Linked DNA regions of Mus musculus: all the other regions are linked to region 3. A link is a loop called in an ENCODE intact Hi-C map of the cell type or tissue named here. Cell type or tissue: heart. All regions are shown on one strand. Region 1 has its middle 6.3 kb from the start of Dicer1. Region 2 overlaps Dicer1 (dicer 1, ribonuclease type III). Region 3 holds the start of Gm46375 (a long non-coding RNA gene).

What was found. Hi-C counts contacts between places; a loop is a spot of excess contacts. Peaks named below come from ENCODE experiments on the same cell type or tissue, not always from the same donor. Only the 100,000 strongest peaks of a DNase experiment are listed, where the experiment ranks them.
Region 1: a loop joins it to region 3, with 3 times the contacts of the local background. A loop is called at or near these places in 16 of 42 quality-filtered maps.
Region 2: a loop joins it to region 3, with 3 times the contacts of the local background. A loop is called at or near these places in 18 of 42 quality-filtered maps.

Annotation. Positions count from the first base shown.
Region 1 is chr12:104,754,250-104,762,249 of GRCm38, reverse strand. No RefSeq gene overlaps it. Among named protein-coding and RNA genes, the nearest start is that of Dicer1, 6.3 kb to the right of the region's middle. In heart, no CTCF peak of the experiment used is centred here; no DNase peak of the experiment used is centred here.
Region 2 is chr12:104,738,792-104,746,791 of GRCm38, reverse strand. The region is part of intron 1 of Dicer1 (dicer 1, ribonuclease type III); the gene reads left to right. Among named protein-coding and RNA genes, the nearest start is that of Dicer1, 9.2 kb to the left of the region's middle. In heart, CTCF peaks have their summits at 2,415 and 4,268 (motif pointing left); a DNase peak (open chromatin) is centred at 4,351.
Region 3 is chr12:105,021,698-105,029,697 of GRCm38, reverse strand. It overlaps Gm46375 (a long non-coding RNA gene), which reads left to right and starts at 2,942. Exons shown (of 2, transcript XR_003950255.1): 1 at 2,942-7,290. In heart, CTCF peaks have their summits at 1,794 (motif pointing left) and 4,224 (motif pointing right); DNase peaks (open chromatin) are centred at 1,787, 4,238 and 7,804; H3K27ac peaks cover 215 bases.

The DNA.
Region 1 (8,000 bases), 270 kb after region 3:
CAGGATGATAGTGTATGCCTTTATTTTCAGTGCTCAGAAGGCAGAGGCAGGCAGATCTCTGTGAGTTCAAGGAGAACATGGTCTACTTAGTAAGTTAAAGATCTGTCTCAAAAACAAGAGCAAGAACAAGAATAAGATTAGCCTGGTTTTCCAGAACACAGAGCCTGAGTCCAAGCCTGTGTGATAAGACTCCATCTTCAGGCAAAGGGCGGCCAGAGGCAAGCGGGGGTGGGGGTGGGGGGTGGGGTGGGGAAGCAGATGGACAGTGTGAAGAATATGTGCTGCACATCTGCTAGTCTCTGCACACTCAAGATGCACACTCAAGGTGGCCTACTTCTCCTTCCACTATCTTGTTCTCTTTGTATTTTTAAGGGTTTTTTGTTTTGTTTTGTTTTGTTTTGTTTTATACATTTATTGTTGTAGGGGGTGATGCACACACACACACATTCACATACATGTATAGAGTGACTGAAAGAGAGAAGCAGACACAGACAGAGGAAGTCAGAGGTCAATTTATGGAGGCAATTCTCTCTTCCCAACACGTGGGTGCTGGGGATCAAACTCAGCAACAAGCACTTTAACTGCCAAGCTTCTCATCAGCCCCATGTTGTTGTGGATGGCACTGTTCTTGTGAACCAATCCCCTATGAATAAAGGAGCCAATCACTGGGCGAGTAGGCGGGACTTCCGGGTTGGATGGAGGAAGAAGAGGCGGGGGAGAGCGTTAGAGTCTTTTTGGACGGGAAAAGCCCAAGGACAAGATGTAGCTAGAGCTTCCAGGTATCATGGCAGATCCGGCAGGATTAGCCACCAGAGGAATCAGATGTTAATAAGACTTACAAGATTAGGTTTTAGTTATTTTGCCCAGAGATTGAGTTACCATTGTTTCTGAACCAAGTCTTTGTAGCGTTTTCCTTCACATGGCCGTTCAACTGGGTTCAAGAGAGAAAGGTACTGCGGCAAAGCATGGGTTTGCCAGATGTGCACCACAAAGGCTGTGAAGGATTTGAAGCTGGTGCTGGCATGGTAGCGACCGGCCAGTGGGAATTTAGCAAGCTCGTTGGAGACATTTTGGGAGCTTCAGGCCAGAGAGTCTCCATGAGATAAACACAGGTCAGCCATTGCCAGGACAGAGAGTTGCCGGCACAAGTGCAGGAACATTCCAGTACTTTTAAAATATTTTCCCCAATACCATGTGTTAAATCTAATTCTGGTGTCATGACCCTTCACCAGCCTCCTTCATGCTGCACAGAGCCTGCTCCCTGTTTAGCTGGAGAAAGTTAGAAATCACAACCTATGGGGCTGTGTTAAGGAGAAGGATGGGTAGGAAATACGTTAGACAATCCTGCATGCAGGGAAGCCAGAGCCAGGATCCAGCTCTGCGCAATCCTGCTTGACAGTCTTGCTGTGGGCAGGAAGGTCATGGCTCAGGAAACTGCAAATGGGAAGATAGGGTGACATTTGTCTCTCTAGTATCTGTGGTTATCTTCAGGTTTGATTTCAGCCGCATGTGACAGGCAACTCAAATATCAATTGCTCAACTGATGGAAAATTCAGGAAAGGGCTGGAGCTAGAGCTCTGTTGATAGTGCTTACACACAAGTCCCTGGTTCAATTCCCTAGCTCTGCTTAAACAAGTGCAGTGGTCATGCCTTGTCATTCCAGCACTTGAGACGTACAGACAGGAGGATCAGAAGTTCCAGGTCATCTTTGGCTATATTGTGAGTTTAAGGCCAGCCTGGACTTCATGAGACTTTTTCTTAGAAAAAAAGAGCTAGGGTGATGGCTCGGATGCTGAGTAAGCAGGAAGACCCACGTAGGTTTGCAGGAAGACCCACACATTTGTAATCCTAGCACCGTGGGTTGCAGGCATGGACAGAGAGAGCTATATCCCTGGAGCTCAATGACCCAGCCAATGTAGACTATCAGTGGGCTCTGGGTTCAGCTGAGAGACTTACCTCAAAATATAAGGTGGAGGGAGATAGTGGAAGACACCTGGGGTCAACTTCTGGCCTCTACATTGCAAGCACAAACATGTGCATATGCACTACACATACATATAGAAAAAGAGAAATGGGGGCTGGCGAGATGGCTCAGCGAGTAAGAGCACTGACTGCTCTACCGAAGGTCCTGAGTTCAAATCCCAGCAAACACGTGGTGGCTCACAACCACCCGTAATGAGATCTGACACCCTCTTCTGGTGTGTCTGAAGACAGCTGCTGTGTACTTGATTATAATAATAAATAAATCTTTGGGCCTGAGTGAGCAGGGCCAACTGGAGGGAGTGGGGTTGACCATAGCAAGCAGAGGCCCTAATAAAGGCTCACAACTATCTGTACAGCTACAGTGTACTCATTTACATAAAATAAAATAGATTAGCCTTTGAAAAGAGAAACAATATGGAAAGTCTCTTTTTCACCTCGGTCTGGAGAGGCCTTCAGGCTTGAGTCATCTCGAAGCTGACCCTTCCTTCCTGCTGGCCTTGGATCTCTTGTGGCTGTGTTGTCTCTCTACTGTGGTTCCTATCCCTGTGGTCCAAAATGGAGGCGGTGTATTTAGACATCTCATCACTGTCCCCACGTGAGCCACCACTGCAAGCGTCTAAGAAGGACCACACAGCATATCTTGCCACTGACCACAGCTACCAGCAGGAAAGCAACGGTCCTCTGGCTGGTCACGGGGCTGAGTGGGTTGTTTGGAAGATTGAGGTATGAGCCTCTCCCTGTTTTACAAATACCCGTGAGACCGACTTGAAGGTGTGCCTTACTCACTTTCCTATTGCTGTGAAGACACCATGGTAGGCAGAAATATTTTGCAACCTACTTTTAATAAAAGTTCAACCTCTCCTTTAGCCCACTACCCAGCAGAAGTAGTGGAAGAGAAAAGTTATTAGGATATGGGGAAGTAGACCTGTTCAGCAATAGTTCTTTGGGAGCAAGCTTGATCTTCTTTGGCAGCAGTTCAGTTCCATAGCAAACACCAGATGCGACTCAGCAGCTTCCCAGCAGTCCTCTAGGCTGGCAGACAGCACATGGGAACTGGCAGCTACAGTCCAGTCCTCTCAGCAGGCAGACACTAGGCATGAACCAGCAGCGGTAGGTCAGTCAGTCCTGAAGAAACCTCGAGGCTCGGCCATCAGCTTGAGGCTTGGCCGCTGAAGCAGTAAGCTAATCCAGAAACCTCACGAGCAGTTTTTTGAGTTACTCTCAATGGCAGCATTACCACTAGTGAGTTCAACTATGTAAGGCAAATCAATACATGCATGTCGTTAGGGAAGGATAGCAAGGCAGAGCAAGCCAAACCGTGCTCAGTGCTCGTCTTCCACTGCCTGAGGAGTTGTATTAATACCCTTTCATCACAGGTCCTTCCATGTGTCTGCATATCAAAACATCCTTTCACCTGTGCCTGCTTCAGGAAAACATTCTTTTCCCATGTCTGCTTTAGCAAGACATCCTTTTTCCTGTGTGCCCCAGCAAAACATCATTTGACATAACTAACTTTCCAAAGAAACTAGAAGTTTCTGCTTTACACCATGATCAAGGCAACTCTCAGAAGAAAAAAGTATATTTGGTGCCTACAGTTCAGAAGGTGAGTTTCTGACTGGCACGGCTGGGAGCATGACCTCAGGTAGCCAAGGCGCTGAAGCAGTAGCTGAGAACTTACATCCCGACTTGATCCACAGGCACCGGGCAAGGAAAGCTCAGTGTGGACTCTTGAAAGTTCAAAGCCTACCGCTCTCAGTTACACACCTCCTCCAACAGAGCCAAACCTCATGATCCTTGCCAAACATTTCCACCAACTAAAGACCAAGCATTCAAACACATGAGCCTACTGGGCTGTTATTCAAACTGCCACAAGGTGGGGGAATCTATTTTGACTCCCAGTCTCGGAAGAGCCAGCCTCTGTTCTGCCTCTAGCTGGATGGTTCCGTTGCTGAAGCCTGAACATCATGAGAGAGATCTCGTGATAGGGTACAGCAGTTCAGTTCATGGCGGGTAAGAGGCAGAGAGACTGGGGGGAGGGGCAGGGCACAGACATTCCTCAAAGGCACAGCCCCAGTGACCTACTTCCTCCAGTGGGGCCCCGCCTCCTGACATTTCGGCCCCTCCTAGTAATATCACCAATTATGAATCGACCAGTAGATTAATCTATTGGTGAAGTAAGTCAGAGCCTGCAGGATCCCATTGTGTTCCATAAGCCACCTGTGTGACCACTATTTGTCTGGGGACCATGCCTTCGGGATGTGAACTCTTGGGGGAATGGATACTTCAACCATAATAAGAAGTACAGTTTGTGACAGCAGCAAGCATCTTGAGTGGCTCTTGCCTAGGTTCTAATGGTCAGAGGTTGGGCCAACCATGGCAGCTGGCTCCCTCAGCCCACAGGCCTTCTGGTTGGGTTTTGGAGACAGAGGTCAGAAGGAAGGAAAGTCTACCTTCCCTAGGATGGAGCACACTAGGGGTCTGGGGAGGGGACTGAGACATGAGGGTGTGCCTGATGTGTGTGCTGAGTATTCTTCCAGGTGCCAGTCTGTGCAGCGCATAACCCTGACAAATGGCGGGCACTGTGTCCTCCCGAAAGAGACAAAGCTTAGAAAAAACCAAGGGGTGGAGATGAAGGAGCAGAGCTGTAGGGAAACTGAGGCTCCAGGATTTTACTGGCGTGTTCTCGTGCTCCCGGAGTCCCTTCAGGTGGTCTCAAAGCAATGAGACCCAAGGGGTTTGAGGCTGATCCTGGGAAGGCATCGCCTACACCCCCGAGGAGAAAGCTGGCTACCAGGTACAGATCTGAAGTTCTTTTCTTGGAGAGAAGGAGACCACAGGACTTCCAGTGTCCCCAGCTCAGCGATCTGCTCTGAATTTCAGAGGCCTCCGAATGACTTCAGCTTCTCCAAGCTCAGTTCCTGCCAGCCTTGCCACAGCCCCACTGTGTGAAGGAAGATGAGCCGTGTGAAAGGGACTCAAGCGTCAGTAAAATGTCACCACCCTGTCTGTCCACATTAAAGCTCCTTTTCCCCTGGAGTTCAACCCCACCCCCACCCTCCCTGGACTTTACTGAGCCGCCTCTGCCATAACAGAACTGGGAAATGTCCCTAGTGGCCTTGGGTTTCCTAGACTGACAGTAAATTCCCTACATGGCATAGCAAAAGAGGCTGCAAGAAGACAGCTAGGAAGCCACAGGCCAGCAGTTTCAGAATCCGTGTGACGGGTCAACCTGTCTTGCTCGGCTAAAGAGTGGCCTATCTGCAACGACCAGAGAAAGCCCTAGAGTTTGAGGTGTGTGTGTGTGTGTGCGTGCACCTGTGTGTGCATGTGTGGGGAAATAGTGTTTACACTATTGGTGCTGTGTTGTACATAGTTGGTGTGCTTAAACTGTCTACTCTGTCCCTGGGGACTGTGGGAAGATTCCAGATATCCATGTGAGGAGATAACTGTCACCCTCTGAGGAGAGTGTAGCTGGGAGCCTGGGCTGGATCTGGGTCCATCTGGAGGAAAAAAATCCCCCAAATGGATAAGAGCCCATGGAACCGTCTTCATTCAAACCAGATTATATAACAGAGTCACAAAGCACTTGACATATTGGTCCTTCAGTGCCATGGAAGCCCCATTCCCAGTGCCACACAGGACAACGTATTCAGGGCTCCTGCCCTGTATGAGGTATTGGGAGAAGTCTGATTTGGCTCAGTCCTGTCTGGTACCCTGATGCTGGTGGAAGACGCCATCCTACTGAAGTGATATGTTCTTTTTTTTCCAGTGTAACAGCTAGACAAAAATCTCTACGTGTTTGGCACCAGCGTCTCTCTCTGGCAGAAAGCATTCTTCAAGGACTGAGTAAACCTACCGTCTAGGGCTGTGGCCAGGAGAAGGCCCCCATTGGCTTAGTCTCATACAGCCTTTCCCACTACAATTTCCTAAAGAAAACGAGGAGGCCCAGCAAGGTGGGCACAGGCCTGTCCTGCCTTCTGCCCCCATTGAGAGCAAACTGAAAATGCTTCCATGAAACAGGCGTGGAGGAATGGACTTGGAGAAGTGACTTAGCCATCATATCTAGTTAATAATCACCCCGCTTGCCTTAAAACAAAAACAAAATCCACACTTTCCCTTCGGAAGGTAGCAAGAGTATATCGATCCAGTAAATGCCTCCTAAAGTGGGGTTTTGTTGCTATGACAACAGAAATACCCTTTTTCATCAAGCCCTTCGACTCCACTTAGACTGGGAAGCCCGCATTTGTAGTTTCTCCTGATGGGCTTTGTGGTTTCGAAAGCCTCCTGCCAACTCAGCAGCTTCAATACAGTTATTAATATTTTTAAGCGTTTGAGTGTTTTGCCTGTGTGCATGGTCTGTGTGTGCCTGGTTTCCTCAGAGGCAAAAGAAAAAAAAAAGTTGTCAAATCCCTGGACCTGTAGTTATGTATGGCTTGCAGCCACCACATGGATGCTGGGAATCGAACCCAGGTCCTCTACACGAGCAGTCAATGCTTTACCCACTGAGGCACCTCTCCAGCCGTTTGAGCAACTTTGTGTTTATTCGCTGCCTACATTCATTTACTGTTCATCTGCTCACATTCTGTACCTGGGTTGTTTATTGCTAAGCTTTTAAAATCATAAAAATATAATTTACAGAGACTAGCCATTTTTAGATAGGCATTTGGAGAACACCCTTTTCAAATGTGTGGCTTTTCTTTTGATTTTCTTAACAGTGTCTTTTTACAGATAATGGAAGTTTTAAATTGTGAGGTATCTAATCCAAGTCTAACTATTTTGCCTTACCATCTTAGTTAGAAATGGTTTTATATTTTGTCTATGATACGTTCAGTTGGTTTTTGTACGTAGGCTTTTTTTTTTTTTTTTTTTTTTTTTGGCCTATTAGGTATTGTGATGGTTAATCCTGTCACTTGGTCCTTAAATTATCTAACCATTGGGCAGGTCTGTGATGGTATTTCCTGGAAGGACAGATAAGTGGTGGTGATCTTCCCCTGGAGTCGGCAGCAGTGGGCCAGCCTCTGTTCCTCCTTGCTGGTGAGGGCCTCTACCCTATAGTGGAACTGCTGCCATCAAGACATCCTGAAGCTATGCCATTGACCAAGAATGGATTTGAACTTAGGACCTCTGGAAGAGGTCAGTGCTCTTAACTGCTGAGCCATCTCTCCAGCCTGAAGGAACATTTCCTTATGAACCCCTACCATAGCTACACTTCCAACTTGAAACTTAGAAAACTTGACAAGACTGAGGCTGTGACTCTAGTGGGATGTGTCTGTTATCTCCTCCCATGACAGCTGACTTCATCTGGGTGAGATAGCATCTGCTGGATCACTCTCTTGTAAAGTTATCATTTTTCAAAGAATTCGTAGAGAGATGCTTTGAACCTGAGTTAAGATCTCTCATTCCTCGTTCAATGTTTATCCATCAGATTTAGTAAACATAATTGCCAAATAGATCATTGCTCTGACACAACTCCTTGTAAACTTATTCTGCGGTAAGGAAGAGCTCTCTCTCCTCCTCAGTTATTATTTTTGGATCAGTGTGGAGTCCTGAATATCTGATGGAAAAATCAAAGTTAGCTCACAGAAAATGCACTGCACGGTGCATTGTGCCACTGCTTAATGTGGCTTGAAACATCAGCTCTGAGATTCCAAACAAAATGAGGACTCTAGTTCTTCTACGAGTTTAGATCCCCAGATCAAGAACAAACCAGCAAGTGGAGCATGAACAGATAGACCACTGGGATGGAGACGTTCCGAACCCAGAGAGTCCACAAGGGCTGGAACATGGACAATTGTGTAAGTGTCGGGGATGGGGGTGGGGAATCACTGGGGGTCATGCCTCACCCTATACACTGGATCAATTCTTAGTGTACCAACGCTGAATACGAAATAGTCTCAGCCTGCACATGTGCAACAGAGAGCTGGTGACTCTTGGCAAGCCTGGGGGCTCCTCCACATGCTGTAGACATCTGTTCTCTATGTGTGTGTATTGTATTAAAAGCAAGATGCCGCAACTGT
Region 2 (8,000 bases), 280 kb after region 3:
GTGGAGGTTGACCTTTGAGATGATAGAAGAAGGTTGTTTGCTTAAGAGCTAACTCTGTAGCTATCTGTCCTTCATTTATTTTGAGACAGCGTCTCACTATGCAGCCATGATGATGTAGACCAGGCTGGCCTTGAACTTGCAGAGATCTCCCTGCTTTTGACTTCTAAGTTATGGGAATTAAAGGAGTGTGCACCTACCTATTAAAAAGGAAGACAGTAGACTTATCTGACACTTGGAGATGCTTTGAAGTCGGAATTTCTGTCTTCTGCTTGGTAACAGCAAGGCTTAAAACAGGGTAAGGTGACCATGGATAGACAGACCTGTGACTGCCATCCTTTCCCACATCTTGCTCCTAGCCTTCACTGCCTGTGGCATCTTAGAGATACTGTATGCTTCATCCACTTAAAGCTCAACTATTACTTTTTCATAACACTTTGGGAGCTAATGTTGGGTGGAGGACCAACTCTTCTAGCTCATCACTGAGATACACTGGGCAGCTGCTGGCCTCTGTGTTTCTGTGTCCTCCTCTGTAAGCTTTTGGCCTCTTGAAGTTGGGAGGAAAACAGTTTGCTGCCTGGTTCTGGCCTATTGCTTATTTTAGATAAAATTTAGATGATACTGTTTTTCTTCAGATATGTGCTTTAGAGAATATTTTGCTGTGTTCTTGTAAATAGATTATGTCATGACTTTCCATGTTACTAATAGTGAAATACATATCCAGTTGTTTTTTTGTTTTTTGTTTTTTGCTTTTTGTTTTTTGTTTTTTCAAGACAGGGTTTCTCTGTGCAGCCCTGGCTGTCCTGGAACTCACTCTGTAGACCAGGCTGGCCTCGAACTCAGAAATCCGCCTGCCTCTGCCTCCCAAGTACGGGATTAAAGGCGTGTGCCACCACTGCCCATATCCAGTTTTATAATGGAAGATGGTTCAAAAAAGAGGGCTTGTGCACATTTTCATAGATGAGTTGTCCTTTTTTGGTAATTATGTATTTATTTGCATATATAAGTAACAATACTATTGAAAGAAAAAGAGGCCCTCACTGTGAGGAGGAGTGGGGCGTGGCGGGCTGGAGGGACACAGGGAGTGACCAGTGATGCATCCGTTTGTGCACATTTTCTCTTTTCCACTTTTATTACAAATAGCTGTTTCGTTTGCTTGGTTTTATTTTGGTCTCACATAATTTATTCTGATTACGGTTTTCCCTCCCTCTATTCCCAGCTCCTCCCCACCCCTCCTCCCATCTAGATCCACTCCTTTTCTGTCTCTCATTAGAAAACAAGTAGGTTTCTAAGGGATAATAATAAAATATAATAAGATAAAACAAAAGCGAACATATCAAATATCTTAGGGTTTCTGTTGCTGTGAACAGACACCTTGACCAAGGCAATGCTTATAAAGGGCAACATTTAATTGAGGCTGGCTTACAGTTCAGAGGTTCAGTCCATTATCATCATGGCAGGAAACATGCCACTATGCAGTTAGACATGGTACTGGAGAAGGAGCTGAGAGTTCTACATCTTGATCCACAGGCATCAGGGGACTACGTATCACACTGGGTGTAGCTTGAGATATATGAGACTTCAAAGCTGCCCTCCATGGTGACACGCTTCCTCCAACAACACACCTCCTAAGAGTGCCACTCCCTAGAGTCTGTGGGAGCCATTTCCCAACACTTTGCATCTGCAGGAAAATTTTTTATTAAGATAGACTTTAGCTTCTAGCTTCTTCTCTAGCTGGGTGCCTGGAAGCTTTACTAAACTGGTTCTTTGGGGTGTTTATAATAAAAATTTCAACTGGTGTATTGTAGACATACTATTTTTTAAATACTATATTATAAATGTATAAACATAAGAAAGTATAAATTATATAAACATAAAGAGAAATCTGTACACTTATGTAGACACATGTGGTGGCCTTGGTGCCGTCTTATGCACGCATAAGATGCTTACCCGCATTGACTGTATCACATGAAGAATTCAGACTCGGACCTGTGGTTTCTAGGGTATACATTTACTTAGCTTATGCTAATAATGTCTTCTAAAACACCACTTCTTATTTCACTAGAAAAATAAGGTGTTGTGTAGATTTCTTTCAGGATCTCACTTAGCTGTCCCGATTCTCCCTCCTCTCTTTCTGGAAGATTGTCAGCTTTTTTCTAATACTCACTCTTGAAGAATACAAGCCACTTGTCTTGCAAAGTGAATATCAAGTTTTGTTTGTTGATGGCTGGATTCAGGCCTTGTACTTTGGGCAGGGATAATTCATGAGATACATGTCAGTGTCCCACTGACTTCAGGGATGGACACAGATCACCTTTTATTGACATAGAATTTGAGTGGTTAGCAGTTCCATGAGAGCCTGGAGTGGCTGCAGTTGGATGATGTCACACTATCTGCAGTACAGATCGACACCTCTAGAGCTCTGGCAGGTCTTCCGGCCTTGGAGTGCCAAGGATGAAGATTTATTCTGTTTAAATAATTCAAATTGTATAAAGTCTTTTGGAAATAGATCCTGCAGATCTTTAACCATTACATTGTTACCCATCATTCCTGACTTGAAAGTCATTCTCCATATCTGAACTAATACATGCTCAAACTGTAGAAGAGTTTGAGATGTAGACAAGTGTAAAAGAAAAGATAGTCCCCCTCTCAATCCCTTTTCTTTCTTTAGGTTTTAACTAACACCCAAGCAGATATTAATAATAATCTAAATAAAGATTGCTTTTTTTGTTTGATGTCACGACATACACATTTTTGTCTGTTATAATCTACTACCCTTCTCAATGGCTGTACTAAGTTGCCTCTTGAACCCAAACCCTAGTTTGCTGAACTGTTTCCTCATCCACTCTTGTGCGTAGACATGTAGCTGTGGGGTGGGCTATTAGGGATAGCAGTGGTGTAGCAGCTGCTCTGGGGTTTCTATGGTAACACTTAGACTAGGAATGGCTCCAGGGTTTTTAATGACAGCTACAGCAAGTGAAAGATGCAGAAATGTCAACATCTCTCTTGTTCTTTTTAGCAATCAAAGGAGTGGTGTTTGGATCCCGGCACTCTTCATTCCATTCTTTCCTCTTTAATCTTTCGGTTTTTAGCTTGAGGTTAGTCTTACTATAACGTAGTCACTAAAAATAGTTGATAGGTCCTTTATGTATAATTATCTTAAATACTGTGGTTATTTGGGGTATGCCCTATTTTTTTATGGTAAATTTTCAAAAACTTACCAATTGGTGGATATTATTTCTGTGTGTGTATGTGTGTGTGTATGTGCATGGGTGTGCAAGTGCAGAAGCCAAAAAATGATGTCCAGTCTCCTGCTTGGTCGCTCTCTGCCTTGTCCCTTTATGAACCAGGAGCTTGGGACACACCTTTTCTTGACCTGCTGGCTGACCAGTGAGGACTAGTGAGGTGTCTGTCTCTGCCCCTTTTAGCCTGGAGGCTACAGGCTCAGCCAAACCCAGCCTTTACATGGTTGCTGAGGACCAGCGCTCAGGTCCTCATGCAGACTCAGCAAGTGTTCTTCCCCAGGAGCCATCTCTGCAGCCCCGCTGAGGTTTTTATTATTACTTAAGATTTTCCTCCTTTATTTTCATTTCATGTACGTGAATGTTTATTACAGTGATAGCAAAGTGAGCCGGAGTGAGAAATAGCAGGAAAGGAGACTTGGGCTTTTAGGGCTGGGAGACTGCAGTAGGTCGCTAGAGGTATAGAGAAGGAGCTGCTTAGTAAAGCGTGTTCATTCGGACCAGTCATGTTTCTGCCTGCTGGTGTAGGGCGGACTCTCTTCCTCTGGAGCAGGCTGAAGGGATTTCTACTTTAGGTTTTGGTAGAAAGGAGAAGGTGGAGACCTTGTCCTGAATCTGTTGATCTTTAATGCCTTGACCTCAAAATAGTCACTGGGCAACAGTGGCATGTTTAAAGGTGGTGTGTGTGTTTTGTTCTCCTTTATGAATTTGTGTGTTGTGTGTGTGTTTTAGGTTAATTTGGCTAAAAATACTATGTAAACTCTTGTGTGCTTTATATTACACACGTTTGTTTTTTGTGTGTTGAATCTTAAATTGTATTTTAGATTTTTCTTTAAGAATTCTTTAACATTTAAGAAGTATAGTTTCTATGTTTGCTTTACTAAGTTTAAGATTTCATTTTTCATTCTGGAGAGATGCCTTAGTGGTTAAGAGCACTGACTGCTCTTCCAGAGGTCCTGAGTTCAATTCCTAGAAACCATGTGGTGGCTCACAATCATCTGTAATGGGATCCGATGCCCTCTTCTGGCGTGTCTGAGGACAGTGACAGTGTACTCATATGGTAAAATAAATACATCTTAAAGAAGATCTCACTTCCTCCTAATACAGGTTCCTGTTTTTGAGGGCCAGGGAACGGCTTTAGAGGGTAGTGGATGCTTGATATGTGTGCGCCTTGGCCTCCCTGATGTGTCCCTTGCACGATAAAGATATAAAGAAAGGAAAGATTGCTTTCCGAGTCAATCACATTCATACTGCCTGCTCTGAAGAGGCTCCTCAAGGCCAGCTGAGACATTGTCTTTAGAGAGGAAGGGATTTGGGAGGAGTTTTAACCAATGCCGACCATTGGATGTGTGGGTTCCTTTTTAATGTAGCAAGTGTTGGCCTACTTTGTTCCATCTTTATTTTTAAACTTCTTCTCTCTGTGGAGTTGAGGAACATGTTTTAGAGTTTCTTGAGTACATAAGTTCCAAGAAATGGAATTTGCTAATTGGCATCAGTATTGCTTGTGGATTGGGCTGTGTTTAAGACATTTTAAAGCCATGTTGGAGAAATATAATTTAAGTCTTCCAACACAGACATTCTCGGCATAGAGGTAGAAGAAAAAGGAAACAGTTTCATTTTTGAATAACATTAAACTAGGCTGATATGCATCGAGGACCATTCTGAAGACAGCAGGGATATGATCCTTACACACTTAAATAGTGTCTATGAATCCAAACCCAGAAAGTAGAAGCAAGGAGGTTCTAAGAATTGATGTGAGCAGATACGCTAAGATAGCTCTGAATGTGAGCAGGTCAGGGACAGTGGTGACCATGGAGCAAACCGTTTATAACAGGGCAGTTGGGAAACTACAGATTCCTTTGTGGGGAAACTTGTGTTGGAGCTGAAAGCCGGTACTACAAAACAGGACCTCTGTGACCAATAGAAAGGAAGAAAAGAATGTATACACTGAGCTGTGAGCCGTGCTACCATTAATGAGACTCTGGCCTCTTGCCATACACCTTATGTCTGGTATACCACATAAATGATTATCTGTTCTGGGTCCTGCAGTCAACAGGGATCCCAGGTGCCCGTTGCTGACCACAGGCGTTAGACTTTTCTCAGCAGTTGTCAGCTTTATGTTGAAAGCGTTTTCTTTTTCTTTATTTTTCATAGTGGTTTGTAGTCCATTCCATTTCTGTCCTCAAAGTAAACTTTCTAGTGTTCTGGCTTGGTGATTACAGGACAGGTTCATAAATAGGAATCAGATGACGTATTAGGCCTATCTCCTCCTGGAAGCTAGTTGTTTCCTTCCTTGTAATAGTTCAGAGATAGTGCTTGGACTCTGAAGGAAACCTTCTGTAGTTAGTGCACTGGAGGCTCGACTTTCCACACGCTGCAGAAGGAGAAGGGAATTCTGAAAAAAACAAAGGAAAAGGGGTTTCTTCTGATTTCAACAGATCAGTTTACAAAACCTGTAATTGTTTGCACCCTGTGCCAAGTGATCATCTCAAGTGGTCACTTGGACGCCCTGGCTGGTGTTAGGTTGTCTAGATTTGCTTGCTGTCTGTGTTCCGATCTCCCATAGCACTTCTGTCATAGGGAACTTTTCAGTGCTAACAAGTTTGACTGCCTGTTAATGCTGTACTGTTCATACTGAGTCTCCCCTCTCTCTTGCTTACTGGGGCTTTATGGAAGTTGCACCTTAGGAGCTCAGGAGTAGGATTAGTAGGAAGGACTTCTGTAAAGTTAGTAGTGACAGAGACTCTGGGATTCTTTTAATGTGCTTTGAAAGGTCATACCAGGAAGTCGTAGTTGCTGCAAGCTTTGGACTGCAAGGGCTGTCTCTTTGCACCCCAAAGGATACAGCCTTCGCTAATTGGGTGCTAATGGGAGCTTGCTTCTTTCTTTCTTTCTTTCTTTCTTTCTTTCTTTCTTTCTTTCTTTCTTTCTTTCTTTCTTTCTTTCTTTCGTATATGTAAGTACACTGTAGCTGTCTTCTGACACTCCAGAAGAGGGAGTCAGATCTCATTACGGGTGGTTGTGAGCCACCATGTGGTTGCTGGGATTTGAACTCTGGACCTTCAGAAGAGCAGTCGGGTGCTCTTACCCGCTGAGCCATCTCACCAGCCCTCTAATGGGAGCTTCTTGTTTGTATTAAAACCTAGTATCATTTGCAGCTTGTCAAGTCACCTCAAACTCCCAGAGAGATTTGTAGCCATCAATCACGAAGGGTCAAAGTCCCAAGCCCTTCTTCGTGTACATGAAGCAACATCCTAATATCTCAGACCATGACAATAGGAAAAGAGACATGACCACAGTAAAGCAGGCCCAAAAGAGTTGTCCATGCTAATGAGCTTACTAGAGTCCCGCAGGGCTTAACCAAGAAGCTTCTGTTCACAGACATTCCTCCCTGCAGGCCCACCCTGAGAAGTGGGGGTATGGTTTTACATATCTACATCCCACCCTGACAATCTTAAAGGGACCTACAAGACAGAATTTTGTAGATTTGTAATATCGTATCAATTAAAATTAGATAAAGACTTACTAATGTTTATTACCAACATAAGTCACTATTCTATACTTGTCTGATGGACTTTCTACCTGTATACAGATTGCCTAGTAGTGTAACTAGATAACTAGATAATCCTATACTGGTTGACTTGAATTTTGGCTAGAGCATTGCTAGAAACAGGCAGGCATGAAACAGACTAGTGCTGTTTACTGCTCTAGAGGCAGTACCTGGGAGGGTGAAGCTGATACATGAGGTAGACCATGTCTCATGCAATAACCAGCTTTATTCAGAGCATCAGACAGTTCATACTCTAAGGGTTAAGAAGGGTCAGTCATATGAGTAAGGTGCTCAGTCACAGGACAAGCCACACATGGCAAAGACATGGGTTTTTTCCCCCATAGAGGCATGTAAACAAATAACAATAGCCAGTTGTTTTAAACACTCTAAAGTGAGCTCACTCCTATTTGCTACACCTAGGAGGTCATGAAAACACGTTCTAAGAACAACCTTTGTTATGGAGTAACAGAGATTGTAAGACTTGTCTTGTTTACATGGAGTTTTCTCACAAGCTCTCAGACGTTTTCTTCACACAGCTTTGTTCATGGTACGTGTTCCTACAGCTCATGCTGGCGTGCATGGTCTCTGCATCTTACTGGGTGGCATATAAAATGTGATGAAAATCTAGTGAATAGCCGGATTACAGTAGTGCACGCCTTTAATTCCAACACTCAGAGGCAGACACCAGCCCAGTGCACATAGTGAGTTACAGAACAGCCAGGGTTACACAGAGAAGCCCTGTCTTGGAAAAATAAAATCTGGTGAAGGATGAGGTAGCCTTAGGAGACAGACAGACAGACAGAGGCTGGGAGGCAAGAAGCACGGGGTGCTGAAGAGTGTGGTGTTCAGCAGGCTTACAGGCAGGTGGGGTGGGGGGGGAATCTGTCGTGCTCTGCCAAGTGCTTTCCCTCCTGTCTGACTGAACTTGCTTCGTTTTCACAGTTGTATTAGAGTGAAATGCTAATTTTAACAGCTAGTTCTTTCAGTCATGTCTTTTAGTAAATAATTTTATGAAGGATTTTATTCTGATGTTAAATATAAAAAGATTATTAAGTAGCTAATTTGTGAAGTCAATTTCTTAACATTGTTTTTTTGTTGTTGTTGTTAAAAAAATGAGTTGTGTCTTCTAAAATACTCTCTCTGATTGCTTTTAGGTTGCCTAGGGTATGCATAAATACAGACTTGGAAACTCTGAAAGAACTTAGAGTCAG
Region 3 (8,000 bases):
TGGGTAAAACAACATCATAATTAAACTGCAAAAGTTCACCTTGGCAATATGTGACTCGGGCATGTCACAGTGTCTCTCTTTCCCTGCGTTCAGATGAGGTCCTGCTTCCATTCCAAACCCCGTGAGGCCAGTGGGAACAATGACTGAGTCTTTTGTGTCTCAGCCCCACACCAGCCAGGGTGGGGACTGTGGAGCTGAGTGGTCTCCAGCTCCCACCCCCTTTCCTTCTGACACAACTAGTGCTACCACCTGATACCCTTTACAGTAACCAGCTTTTAGAAGAGGGGAGGATGGCTCAGTGGTTAAGAGCACTGGCTGCTCTTCTAGAGATCCTGAGTTCAATTCCCAGCACCCACCTTGTAGCTCACAACTTTCTGTTACGCTGGTTCCAGGCAACGTCTGTGGACACAGACACGCACACAGGCAAAACACTGGTACACCATAAGCAAAAATTACACCAGGTGACACGTGCCTGGCCCTGCTGCCCAGAGCTTTGAAGGTGCTGCCCTAAGAGAAAAGTGGCTCTCTGGGTTACAGGGGTGGAGCCTCCAGTAAAGATGGCTCTTGGGACCCAGAAACCCACAACCTGAGCTGAAGCCTGACCCACCCCCGTGTGACACTTAACAACAGAGCATCAGCTCAGCCCCCGCCATTAACCGAATGCCCAGACAACACCTACAGGCATGTGGAAACCAGGCAGAGCCAGTCTTTCCAAGAGGTGGCAATGCCTTTGAATTTTGACTACCTTTCTCTCCAACACAGCTAATTTATATTTTATTTTCGACTTGGTTATGGTTTCATTTTTGTTACGTTTCTTGAGATAGCCTTGCCATTAGAGCCTTAGTCAGGCCTAAAATGAGATCGTGCCGTAGCTTCCTTGAAGGCTGGGATTACAGGTGTGTCCTACCATGCCTTGAAGCCTTTTGTAAGTACTTAACTGATCTTAGTTGTGGATAACCTAGTCCCTACATCAGAGATTCTGGCTGGCACAGGCTCTCCTTGCTTTGTCTGATCCAGGAGTGACTGGGTACATGGAGATAGATGGTATGTTGCAATTGGATTAGGTCAATCTAGGATAGACCACGGAGAAGGTATATGTTGTGAAGAGCTAGAGTGCTGTCCTGGGATTTGGAGTGTGGGGGTGTGGTCCTGGGTTCTAGTCCTAAGGATACCGAGTATTGAGTTTTCATCATTGAATTTTCCCACACTTGTATTTTCTCTCCTTGTGTTTTGAGAATGGCCACTGGAGGTTGTGTATATTTCAAGCTTTTGTCAGAGTGGTGTGGAGTTGTAAGGCTGTCTGCTGTGTTTCCCTCCTCCCAAGCAGTTGCCTCAGTGTGAGTTTGTCCTGTGTACGTATTGTGAGTTTTGTTCTCCAGACAGCTTTTGTGTACACAAATCCGTTTGAACCTTACATGAAGCCTAGGGTGCAAGGTGTGGTGGTGTGTGTCTGTCCTCTCAGCAGCACTGTTCCTGCGTCCAAAATGCCAGAGTTACTTATAGGCAGGAACCACCACACCCAACCTTATATGTCTTAAAGTTGTACAACTGTCCGACTTTGTTTTATTGAGAAACTTACTATACACCGAGTGTAAAAGGAAAGGTTTCCTGTAAAGTTAAATTAATTAAATGGTGTGTTTGCAGCTGTCGGGGAGCCACCATTGCTTTCACGCCAGCACTGTACTGCTTCTCGCTTGGGGAGCTCCAGACCAAGGAGAAGGGGGTGGGGTAGTGGTAAAACACCCAGGAAACAACTGGCTTCAAAAGCCGCTCACACGCGTGCGCCCTCTACTGGACGGTGAAGAAACCTCGTCGTCACAGGCCCAGTACTGTGGCACTCTGAAATCAGCCGCTATCAGAAGTCAACAGAACTGAACTGCTGACTCGCAAGCTCCCCTTTCAGCGTCTGGTGCAAGAAATTGCTCAGGATTTCAAAACAGATCTGCGCTTCCAGAGTGCAGATACTGGTGCTGAGCAGGAGGCAAGTGAGGCCTATCGGGTTGGCCTTTGGGAAGATACCAATCTGTGTGCTATCCATGCCAAACATGTAAATCTCCAAAAGATATCCAGCTACACACGCAGAGAACATGCTTAAGAGTCCACTATGGGGCTGGAGAGATGGCTCAGTGGTGAGGGGCACTGACTGCTCGTCCATGAGTCCTGAGTTCCCAGAAACCACATGGTGGCTCACAACCATCTGTAATGACATCTGATGCCCTCTTCTGGTGTGTCCGAAGACAGCAACAGTGTATTCATATACATAAATAAATAAATCATTTTTTTAAAAAAGAATAGGTTAAAAAAAGTACTCTATGAGAGGAAAAATTTCATTCTCAAAATAAAAAATTTTTTTCCTCTTCTTCCTGTTATCAGTAGTTCTGAATGTTAGATAATTTTTCCATGGGATCAAAGGTACCCAAGTATATGATTGGGGGGTGGAAACATAGGGGACAGAATCAGGTATTGGTAGCTTCTCCACATTCATGTGTGAGCTTTTAATATAAATTCAAGATGTAAAGCATTAATGCAAGCAAAATGTTTCAGTGAACACGTTTTCAACAGTTCAACTTTATAACAATTTTAAATAAACCTGTTAGATTTTTCTGAACAATGCCAGCATTCGGATTTTTAAAACATAAGTAAATTTATATTGACAGAAACTAAATGGTGTTTGTGACATTTTTATCATCCAGTAGAGTTCATCCATTCACTATACCTTCTGAGTTGCCCTGTGTACAAGTTTTTAATATTGTCTGTCCTCTGCTTTTCCTATAAGTTTGCTATTAAAACACATTAAACTCTCTCTATATGAATTAATTCATATATACATATATATATATAACAAATATATACATATATGTATGTATCTATATATATAATTCATATATACATGTATATGTATATACTATTATATATGAATTAAATGGTACAAGAATTAAGTGAGCACAATGGCTCAGTGGCTAAAGGGCCTGCAACCAAGCTTGGTGACCTGAGTTCCACCACCAGGTCGCACACAGGGGAAGGAGCAAGCTGACCCCACAAATCCTTCTCCCCTACCGCCTGTTTAATATGCAGTGCTGTTTTGCTGTCTGGGGTTGGATTTGGCTTTTAACAGCAGATAGTTTCTGTCACTCATTACCTCCCAAAGACTTGTGAGGAGATGCCTAGACCACAAAAACAAGGAGCCAGTCAGTATCACGGGGCCAAGGGCCCCTCTGATAGTCTCAGCCACAAGAACACGTGTTCTCTTCTGAGGAGTGACGGCCTCTGACTCCTGCTGAGTCAGAATTTCACTCAGCATTTCCCAAACCATTGAGGCTGGATAATTTCATGCTTTCAAACCATCACTATCACGAGAGTCCACTGCACACAGGACTCCCGTCGCCAAGAAAGCAGTTACCGCAGGGTTCCGCCAGGGCGGCCTGGGCTAGAGATGGGGAGGTGGAACTTCCCATTCTCCCTTTCAGAAGACGATTAGGAAAAGGGTCTTTAAAACTGGCTCTTTTTCTGACTGTTTACCCAGAAGGATAACACTTGTTAACTCTGAATGCTGTATTTTTGAAAGTGTAGCTGGTAGATACAAAATTCCAAAGGATTTTAATTTAAACACACAAAAAAACTATTCTGCTTTTCAAAAATGCAAAGTAAGCTTTTTTTTTTTTTTTTGCAAAGGCCTCACTGGCAAGTTGGGAACCTTTATTGTCTCAGGGTGAAGTTAGCACTTGTGGGTGAGTGGGTGCCTTCTTCTCTAGGTGCCTAGGTGGACTGAGCCCAGCCTTCCTGTGACTTTTTTGTGAAGCCATGGTTGTGTGAGTTAGTTCTACTCTGACCCTCCCATCCATCCGCACATCTGCCTTCACACAGCACAGCTGCTGCCCTGAGATAATTCATACGAGTGCTAGGCTATCTAGGGAAGCAGATAAGATCCTGTCAGTCTCCTCTGTGTGTGTGTGTGTGTGTGTGTGTGTGTGTCCCACACACACACGCCCTCAAGCGCCTTGGAACTGACCTGTAACTCATTGTGATCCTCCTGCAGCAGCCTCCTGAGTTCTACCATTAAAGGTGTGCAGGACTACCCCCGGCTTTAATAAGAAGAATTCTCTTGAAGAAATTGTTTCTTGTGGAAAAAAAAAAAAATTAAGAGTCTTCATTTCAAGAGGTGGGAGTGGGGGGAGGAAGAACTGAGCATTTTAGTGAGTCTCCTGTCTTATCCTGTAAGGCCAGCAGGGGGCACTAGCTTGTCATCTACAGAAGCTGGAGCCCTGCTGATAATGTAGTCTGGGAATCGGTAAGTGGCCCAGATTTGTGCTTTCCCCTAGTGCCAGAACCTATCCTATGGAGTAGTTAACTCACGTGCTTTCTATTAGAGTCACAAAATGGCATATATAACGGGGTCATTGGGAGACTTAAAAGTTGACAGATAGTCTGAGATACTAAAAGGGGTACACGAGGCTCGGTTGGTAGAATGTTTACTTAGCAAGCAGGAATTTCTGAATTCAGTTCCCAACACTGCAGGACATGGGGTGTGATGGTGAATGCCTGTAATCCCAGCACTCAGGCGGTGGAGGCAGAAAGATGAGAATTCAAGGTCATCCTTGGTTATATACTGAGTTCCAGCCAGCCTGAAGTAGGTGAGACCCCTGCCATCCTCACCTCCACTCCCCTCAACCAAAACGAAGCAGAAAAGAACATTCTGGAAGCATTGGGTATAAACGAGGAGGATCCTGGGGTACTGGTCTGCCTGGGCTGACTAGAGACCTGCTTCAAAAAAAAAATATGAATGAGCAAACACATTTCAAGAGGATGGATGCTTGGTTCCCTCACAATGCCGGAGGAACAGTTTTGTAGACAGCCCTCCTGCAGTCCGTGGTCAGTACCTTGGGATACCGGTCATCAGGTGTGAGGGACTGAGTGCTGCCCGCATGGAGTCCTTTTCCTAACTGAACCACAGCAGGTTTGTTGAGACAATAGTAGACGTGATGGAGACCCACCCACTAAGAGATATAGAGACCACCATCAGCCTGAGCAGTCCAGCACCAATCCCACACAGTCGCAGGCACTAAAGAACATGAGCATGACCCTCGATGGCTGCTTGGCCCTCTCTTCTCAGAAATGTGTGTTCTCCTCCTATGTATTTCCTATGCTTCGCCCATTCCCCTGTGGGTTCCCAGGCAGAAATGGTTGTGTAGCCTGGTGCCTTCACACTGTTCCTGGCCTGTAGGGTCTGCTCAGTACATAATTCTAACATAAGGGACAGGAAACACCGTAAATAATTCAGGACAGTGCCTCTACAAGTCTCAAAGTATGAAACTCAAAATATAGTACCCCTCTCCCAGAGGATGCCTGAGACCACAAATAGAACTGAATCCTGTATACATACTATGTTTTTACATCCATGTGTTACCTGTGATTAAAGTCAACTTATAAATGAACTGAAGGAAGAACAGTAGCAACAATAATAGCAACAAGACCGTGATAGCAACACTGTAGCTATAGTTCTACCACTGTGGTCCCTCCACACATTTCTGCCTTCTCCAGGAAGAACTCTACAGCTTCTCTTTGGCATATTCAAGTTGCCAACATCCCCGGGACTCTGAGGACACAAGTAAGACAGGGTGACATAAACACAGGGGTTGCCATACCCAGCGGGAGACCTGAAGACCAGCATAGCCACTAACCGGCTCACAGGCAGGTAGCGCATACCGTGTGAATACTCTAGACTGGCAGTGGATACTCTAGGCGGGCAGCGCATACCGTGTGGATACGCTAGGCGGGCAACACATACCGTGTGGATACGCTAGGCGGACAGCGCATACCGTGTGGACACTCTAGGCGGGCAGCGCATACCGTGTGGATACTCTAGGCGGGCAGCGCATACCGTGTGGATACTCTAGGCAGGTAGCGCATACCGTGTGGATACTCTAGGCAGGTAGTGCATACCGTGTGGATACGCTAGGCGGGCAGCGCATACCGTGTGGATACTCTAGGCGGGCAGCGCATACCGTGTGGATACTCTAGGCAGGTAGTGCATACCGTGTGGATACTCTAGGCAGGTAGTGCATACCGTGTGGACACTCTAGGCGGGCAGCGCATACTGTGTGGATACTCTAGGCGGGCAGCGCATACCGTGTGGATACTCTAGGCAGGTAGTGCATACCGTGTGGATACGCTAGGCGGGCAGCGCATACCGTGTGGATACTCTAGGCGGGCAGCGCATACCGTGTGGATACTCTAGGCGGGTAGTGCATACCGTGTGGATACTCTAGGCGGGTAGTGCATACCGTGTGGACACTCTAGGCAGGCAGCGCATACCGTGTGGATACTCTAGGCGGGCAGCGCATACCGTGTGGATACTCTAGGCAGGTAGTGCATACCGTGTGGATACGCTAGGCGGGCAGCGCATACCGTGTGGATACGCTAGGCGGGCAACACATACCGTGTGGATACGCTAGGCGGGCAGCGCATACCGTGTGGACACTCTAGGCGGGCAGCGCATACCGTGTGGATACTCTAGGCAGGCAGTGCATACCGTGTGGATACTCTAGGTGGGCAGCGCATATAGTGTGGATACTCTAGGCAGGCAGTGCATATGGTGTGGATACACTGAGCAAAGCATGATTCACTTTCCCCGCACGCCGAGTTGGATGCCGAGCAGCTGCAAGCTGCTGAGGAGGAGTTTGCCTTGAACTCTTGGCTGCTCACTGGTAACTGAAACTGTGGCAAACCAAACTGCTCCTCAGCAAAGGTTCCGGTGCTGACCATAGATGCCACAGAAAGAGACAAAGCACCTGTGTGCCTGGGGTTCTGGGGTGAGGCGTCTGCTTTGCATGCAAAAGGCCCTCACTTCAAGTCCCAGACTCACAGCTCCTGCCGCCATGCTAGATAGGACATTAGGAGGAAAACTACCCTGTCCAGTCCTGAACACCTCACAGTCGTGCAATGACACATGCAAGAATGTCACTAAGAACTGGCAGGAACTAGGGTGAGGGGACCTGACAGAAACACTTCAAGGGGCCAGAGAAAGCTCAGGGGATGACACTGAGGCTGCCACTCAAGAGAGTCTCCATGGAAGAGGGAAGAAAAACCTGGCAGGCGGTGGTGGCGCACGCCTTTAATCCCAGCACTTGGGAGGCTGAGGCAGACCTGGCTCGGAGTCTGATAGGGAATCTTTCCTTAGGAGAGAAGATCCTAGAAAGCCTCGCTCCCCAGTCAGGAGAGCACTTGGTTGGAACTCTGAGCATGGACTGGAGGCAGCTGAACCCACAGAGCAGCCAGCGAGCCCGACTGACTGTAAGTGAGGCAGCACTATTCCAGTCTGGGGTGGGGGAGGGGCCATGGGAGGAGATCAGAAACCCTGCAGAAAGGAAAGGCGCCATCTGTGATTGTCTGGTTGGAGGTTATGGTGAGCCCTGCTGGCTGCTTGCTAACTCGGGGGAAATGGAAGGAAGATGGGCTGTCACAAGACTTCTGTACATCGAGATTCTCAAGGCACCTGAGGGACACCTAAATCATCAGGCTACAGCTGAAAGAGGAGAGTGTTTCCACGACTGCCTGTACCATAAAATTACTTTGAATAATAACAGAGGTAGGCGTGGGCCTCGAGAGAAAAGCCAGACAAGGGTAAAACCCTGGGTCTGTGTGCTTGTGGAAGGACAGCCATGAAGATTGAAAAGGAGGAAGGAAAGAAGACAGAGATGGGAAATGTCCAAGCCACAGCAAGGCCAGGTGAGGGCCCAGGCTTCCTGCTTTGGGCCGTGAGGGAAGTGTGACCGGAGACTGATTCCTGACCACTGGTGGCCGCTTGCCCTTTCAGTTCGGGAAAGAGTTGGGAGGAATTTGCCACCTTGTCTCCCAGCTGTGAGTGGCCCCTGTGTGTGAGCCTGTGTTTGTTCTAAAGCATCTAGAGAGCCTGTGAAGTAAGCAGAGGGCCCCACCATTTTCCCCACGCATGTCAATAGCAAGCAAGAATCTGCACAAGATTGAAGAAGTGGCCTTCCTGC